Linked DNA regions of Mus musculus: region 1 is linked to region 2. The links are chromatin contacts, found by Hi-C or POLR2A ChIA-PET in ENCODE. All regions are on one chromosome and are shown on one strand. The core of a region is the stretch at or near the end of the contact, and the rest is flanking DNA. Distances in the headings are between cores, read along the strand shown.

Region 1 (3,165 bases), core at 504-3,003, 340 kb before region 2:
GGGCTTCCTGCACGCTAGGTGAGCACTCTACTGGCTGAGCCACACATCAACCCCTTCCTTCTGCGCTTCTAAGAGCTGTGCGTTCTGTTGCCAGTGGTCTCAACCGCCTGAGCCTCTAGACCACAGGACCCTAATTCTCCCACCAGAGAGCAACAGTGACTATCCCCAGGAATGTAGGGCTACGGCAGGATGAGAGGCCCTGGAAGGTTCCAGACAGAAACTGGAAAGTTCCCAGGACCAGCCTCAGTTTCCCCATTGCTAGGGAGGCATCCTCTCGGGGGTCAACGAACTCCACTGAAGGTGGAACTCGCTGTTTCTACCTTTGGGTGATTGCCAAATGCCTGTGTGGACAGAGAGACCCATCCTGACCTGAGCCTGGCAGGACACACACAGCCTGTGCTGGCAGCTGTGGCTATTGTTCCTTAGCTTCATTTCAGGCTGTCACTCCAGCCCAGGCATTCGCAAACACCCTCCCTCTTCAGACCCTTCTCCCCCACCAGCTTCGTAATCCCCCTACATAAGGGCTCAGAGGTGGAGAGACAGTGGGAGGTGCGTGCCTGCCCCTGCCCTCTCCCTGGCTCAAGGACAGACAGACACCTCCAGAATTAGCCTCCCTCCCTCCCTTATCTCCCATAATACCTCAGGTCAGACAGATGGAAGTGGAGGCAACATGCCTCACCTCTGGGTCACAAGGAGCCCCACCCCAGGAGGAAGAAGGTTAATTAGAAAAGCTGGTGGCAGTGAAGGAATTCCTTCCACACACAGACAGCTGTCACAAGAGCGAAGGAGACGTCCAATTCAACTGCCTGTATGGCCCGCCAGCCTGTTTACCACTTCCATTCTCTGTAACGCATAACGCAGCAGTACACGGCCACAGAAGCCTACCAGATCCAGCCCTGCAGTCCTGTTATTCTGCCCTGGGCTCTAGAATGACTTTACCAAACACCACCTATTTCCCATCCCGTGGGGGCAATAAGAGGTCTGACTCCCGCTTCCGCTAGGGGGCGCTCCTGGGCGAATGTGACTCCTCTGGTTAGGCAGGTCTGACGCCCCAGCTAATGACATGTTGGGGTTCGCTCAGCGGCACAGAAGAGGTTGGAGAGCTGCCCCGGCTTCTCACTCCCTGCCCCCATCCCAAAACCAGAAGGTGGGGTGTAGCGCACACAGCCTCCTGAGAAACCCACGCCCCTCGTGCTTGTCCCACTCTTTTCGAAGACCAGGATCCACTAGTCCAGTGCCACTAATTTTACTCAAACACCTAGTGGTTCGGTGCTGAAGGCAGCTGGAGGGTGACCGGGCGCCGGACCATTCTAGAACGTCCTGATCTCCCACATCTGCCCCAAATACAGAGACCCGGGACCTCAACAGCACCCTAAGACACTTCCAAGGGTCCCCAATTAAAGTATTCAAAAAATTCCAGCTCCAATAACTCCCCAGGACCAAGGGCTCCGAGCACCACTAAGAGCAGATGTCCAAACCCCCTATCCATCTGCCCAGTAAAGTCGGCACCCCAGTTCCTTCTTTCCAGGGATCCAGGCGTGAGCTCCCCACACTATTCCCCTGGACTTAAGGTCCGAGTTTCCAATAAGTCTTCCCAGGAACGCGGTATCCGGTTCTGGGGTGGCTGGACCCTGGGTGGGGGTGGAACTCACGCGTCGGGGCAGATCCTGGCACCGGGGGGCTTTTCCTCGGGCTCCGGCTCCGGCTCCAGCGGCGGGGAGCGGAGGACGGGGCGGGGCAGTCGCCTGGGAACAGGTTAGACGACGTGACTCTGACTGGAGGGAGGCGTGTCCCTCGGAGGAGGGGGAACTGCGGTTGCCTGGAGCACCTTGGGATTTGTAGTCCCGAATGGGCGAGGCGCCGCCAGGGACACTTCCATTTGGAGTCAGACGCGATCCATTTGACAGTCAGCCAGAGCTAGGTCCAGAAGATCATGGACGTCCTGGACGGCGAAATGCACAAGAATTTAGACCCTCACCTCACTATGGGTACAAGGGAAGAACCCCTGAGCCCTTTCCCACTCCTCCAGGCTCAGTGTCCCCTTGCCTGAGTGAAGATTTGGACACTTAAGGAGGAGATGGGAGGCGCGGAGAAATTCACACGACCAATACTATGGCGAGAAAAGGACCCACCTTAATCAGGACTCCAAGCCCCGGGTTATCTGTCTAAATAAAACAAAAAATAAAAATAAGGGGCCTCTAATCCTAGTACTTAAGAAGCAGAGACAGGCGCACCTCTGAAAGTTCAAGGCCATCCTGATCTACACAGCGAATTCCGAGCCAGCCTGGACTACATAAAGAGACCCTGTCTCAAAAAAACAAAACAAAACATCACAGCATTGGCGATTTACTGGCGTGCCTAGCAACAAGCTGAACTACAATCCCCAGCAGACTCCTGACCGACGTCCATCGCCAGCCACCTTCGAGTTATCTGGGAATTGGAGTTTTGAAGCCCACAAAGGGCGAGCCCCAGAGTTTCTCGCCCACGCGCGAGGGTGGACACATAGTCTGGAGATTCCTGGCGGAGGGAACACTCCTTCGTAGCCTTGGTGACCTCTGTTCTCAAAAGCCTCAGAAGAAGGGGGGAGCATCCCAATGCTGGAGGAGTCTCCAAAATCTCCGCAGAAGGGGCGGGCAGCGACGCTGACACACCGGCCAGGAATGCAGTCGAGTCTCCCTGTCTCGCCACCGTCCCGCGGCTCCACCCGCCACCCCATGCGCTGCAGTCCTGCTGGGAGGGGGCGTGGGCACGTCCCCCAAATCCCACGTGCACGCGCCGCTGTTTACTTGGGCCGCGGAGCAGACAGGGACCGACCAGCTGCACCTCTACCTGCCTCGGAACCGTGAGGAATACTTCCCATTCCGGACACTAAGTCCACGAGGACATCTACAAGTCTTCCCTGACACTAACCCTCACCCCGTTTCAAGCCAGGCTCTGGGGCTCTGGGGTCCGAGGCTCCTCCCATGACTCTGCAGACTCCTCCCCCTCAGTTTCCCGCTTCCCCTAGACTTCAGAAGCTCCGCCTCTGATTGCTATTAAAATGCTCCGTTCGTACACTTTTCTCTATTTTCCGACCTGGTTCAGTTAAATCTTCCACGTTCGCTGCACCAGGGACTTCCGAAGATACACTCTAGCTTTAAAAGTACAATCGTGACAACCAGAATT
Region 2 (3,502 bases), core at 480-2,979:
AAGCCAGGTGCTGGTACACACCTTTAATACCAGTTACTTGGGAGGCAGAGGCAGACGTAGCTCTACAAATTCAAGACCAGCTTGGTCTGCCAAGTGAGTTCCAGGACAACCAAGGCTACAAAGAGAAACCTGGAGGTAGTGGCGGTGGAGGAGGAGGAGGTGATGGATGAGGCACTGTTGGGCTGGGCACATAGCTCACTTGGTATTCAGGTTTTTACTATGCACAAAGCCCCATGCTCCATTCCCAGTGTGTTCAAGTGCTACACAGACCTTCTAGCATACTGTTATCATCTCTTAGGCTGTGCTAGCTGGGGAACTCAGGGCTTGTATAGTAAGAGCACTTGTGTGCCAAGTAACTTTGTAATCCCCCTGCCCCAGTCTCTTAACTAGGTCTGTGTCATCAAGTCTGGCTTAAATCACCTCCAGATGACCTAATTCAACATACAATGTAAACAACGTTGTTACATTGTATTGTTGAGGGAGGATGTAAAATTTTAAAGTCAGTGTAAACCATTTTCCTGACTATTTCAATCTTAAGATTGGCTGAATCCACGCATGTGAACTTCCAAGACAAGCTGATGGTCAACTTTATAGAAACTATTTTCTATTTCACTTTTTTTTCTCTTAGTAAATACTGAGCTCAGTCTATTTTCCACCTTCCTTTCTTTCCACGGTTGCAAATCATTTTATTACGTAAATATAGTGATTTCTGCTAGACTTCCCACTGAAGGACAGCCGGGATGTTTGCAGTCTGGCTATCAGAAACATTAACACTGTTTTCCCCTCTCTGGTTGTGTGCTCAGCATTGAACCGCCCCTCCCACCAGGAAGTACGATGACTTTCCCGTTATCCTAAAGAGTGGATCTCCAAGTGTTTTTGTTTGTTTGTTTGTTTGTTTGTTTTTTGTATTTTCTGTATTCATTCAACGAGCATCGCCTAAGCAACACCAGTGTATGTTGGGCGCGAGCTGTGCTGGGAGGCAGGCACCAGGACACACTCTGTCCTCTCTTACACAGAGCCCAGGGTCAGGGACCTCCTCACGCAGCACACAAATAAAATCCTAATAACAAGTTCGACCACACGTGACGAGAAGGCAAGGCAAGGGGACCTAGGAGAGCCTTCAGCAGGCGGATTTGAGGAAGGAGGGAGGCAAACGGAGGTTTTGCAGGGGCAGTGACGTGGGGTGCCGAGCCCCCCAACCCCGAAGATGAAAGGGAGTTAGGCCGAAGGATAACAGCACGTTTCCAGGGCGGGGGACACTGGGGAGGAACAGCCTGTGCAAAGGCCCGGAGGTGGGAAGCTTCGCACACGGCCAGTCTGGGGAAGTGAAGGGCCCGGTGCAGCAGTGTGCGGAGCGGGGGACGAGCCAGGGCCAGGCTGGTGGCCCAGGAGGTCTGCGCGGCCACGGTGGAACTTTGGCCCCGGGGGACCGGGAAGCCAAAGAAGGCAAGGATGGGTCCCGAGCAGTGTGGGAAGAAGCGGGGGCCCGCGACCCCGCTGCTCCCGGCCCTCGCCGAGGCCCTCCCCATCGCTCGCGCCCCGGCCTTGTCAGCGCCCCCCCTCCCCCCACCCCAGGACCTCACGCCGCCACCCGCTCACCGCGACTCCGGCCTCTGTCCCCCTCGCGCCCCCTCAGCAGCGCCTCTCCGCAGACGCTGCCGCCGCCGCCATCTTCCGCCCGCCGCCGTGACACGGCGCAGGCGCTGCACTAGTAGGGCCGCCGGGAAATGGAGTCCGGCACCGCGGCCGGTCCCCGCCCCTAAGGCGTGCCGCGTCGGCAGCCGCCCGCCCTCCCCGGGCGTCCACCGGAGCGGCCGCCATTTCCGGCCTTCGAGCGCCATGCCTTCTGGGAAATGTAGTCCGCGCTGCGCAGGCGCCGGACGGAAATGGGAACGAAGGCTTCTGGGAAATGGAGTTCCCAGCGGTCCGGAGTCCCTCTCCCTAGACGGCTGGCTAACGTTGAGTGGAGAGTGCTGTGAGTGGAGTTTCTGGGTCTTAGAGGAGATCTGGTGCCTTAATGGGGTCTGAGCAGAAGCCCTGAGCCTTTCCACCGCCGACCCTGACTCTGTACGGAGCCTGCAACATTCGCAGACGTCAAAAGCCTCAGTCTTCCTGTCTGTCCAATGGGAATGTGGTTTCAGGAATCTCTGCGGGCTACTTAAACGGTGTTGTATAGGGACTTGTGGAGTCCTGAGCTCTGTCAACCTCCTTTCTTTCGTGGAAGACATGCGGGGTTCTAGAGTTTCCCTCCTTTAGCTGGAGATGATGAAACACTTAGAGGCAGAAAGATTCCCCGGCTCCCGCTCTGTTGCTCTAGGGCTTTTGGGATCAGCAGGGTGTGGCTCTCTACCCCACGCCTTGTAGTCCCCGACTCTTCATCCATCGCAAGCTTCCAGGTGCCAGGACCGAGGCTCCCAGTGCCTGAGGTCTCTCTTCTTGAGATCCCGCAGGGGGCGCCCCAATCCGAGGGCGCCGCGCTCGGGGAGGCGGGCGGGGAGCCCGGGGCGGGCCCGGGAGGGGGTGTCCCGGCTATAAAAAGTGGCTGCCTCCCAAGGCGCCTGGGCCAGCGGGACTCCCGGGCTGTGTGCCTCAGGTCGGAACTCGGGGCTAGTGCCTGTAGAGAGACCGAAGCACTCGGTTCCCCCAGGGGGGCCTCAGCCTGGGTGTGTGGGGGCGCAGGCCCCGGGGATGCTGGGCTCAGTGAAGATGGAGGCTCATGACCTGGCCGAGTGGAGCTACTACCCGGAGGCGGGCGAGGTGTGTCCTCGGGGATGGCGGAGCGGGAAATGGGGGGCAGGTGTGGGGCTTAAATGCAAGCAGGCGCTGTGGTGTGGGCCCAGGTGGGAGCAACAGACCTGAGGACACAGATTCTAGGTGTGGGAGTCGGGGGACAAGGTTTGGGAGAACGATTTAGACTGCAGATCCATGCGAAGGCTTGCTTCCAACGGAAGAAAATGTTAGCAATGAAACCTCGAAGTTATACTTGAAAGGTGTCGAGCCCCTGAGTCGAATGAACAAATTGGAGGTGGGAACCGGAGCTCTAGGGTAGAGCGATAGAGCTGGAGGACCTCGAGAAATGAGTTCTGTAGTAGAGAGGAGAAATACAGAGACTAAGAGGCATTGGTAGTCCGCAGTAAGGAAAAGTTTGTGCCGGAATTCAGGGTTGAAGACGGGGGTTGGGGGACTTCGGGCAGTCGGGGGTCAGAATTGAGGTTCCGGGATAAAGATCAGCTGAGGAGCTAAGGTAGGGGCACAAATAGGGTGGTCGGGGGTCCTTCTGAGGAATCTAATGTAACAGGTGGCTTAGGTAGACTAGTCCTCAGATGACGTCAGCCTTGGAAGATCAAAAGACAAGAGGATCCACATCTGTGTGGCAGGAGTCAGCCATCCTTACCCCGACCCTCAGCAGGGGCTCTCCAGAATGTACACCATCTAGGCATTGCTAGACTTACATTAATTCCTTCACCCCAACAAACAGAAAGTCCCTCTTCACGTCTAACTC

The links. A loop is a pair of places that touch in the nucleus more often than their neighbours do. ChIA-PET counts read pairs that join two places held with the same protein, here RNA polymerase II (POLR2A).
Region 1: a loop to region 2 is called in a map of left cerebral cortex, with 2.2 times the contacts of the local background. The contact joins the promoter of Ppp1r13l here to the promoter of Sympk in region 2. A Hi-C loop is called at or near these places in 1 of 37 maps with a recorded cell type or tissue (left cerebral cortex). POLR2A ChIA-PET finds 5 or more read pairs at or near these places in 1 of 5 experiments (embryonic stem cell).

Annotation. Positions count from the first base shown.
Region 1 is chr7:19,359,804-19,362,968 of GRCm38, reverse strand. It overlaps Ppp1r13l (protein phosphatase 1, regulatory subunit 13 like), which reads right to left and starts at 1,753. Exons shown (of 13, transcript NM_001010836.3): 1 at 1,653-1,753.
Region 2 is chr7:19,022,604-19,026,105 of GRCm38, reverse strand. It overlaps Sympk (symplekin), which reads right to left and starts at 1,729. Exons shown (of 27, transcript NM_026605.2): 1 at 1,600-1,729. Foxa3 (forkhead box A3) reads left to right here and starts at 2,567. Exons shown (of 2, transcript NM_008260.2): 1 at 2,567-2,757. The coding sequence starts at 2,689.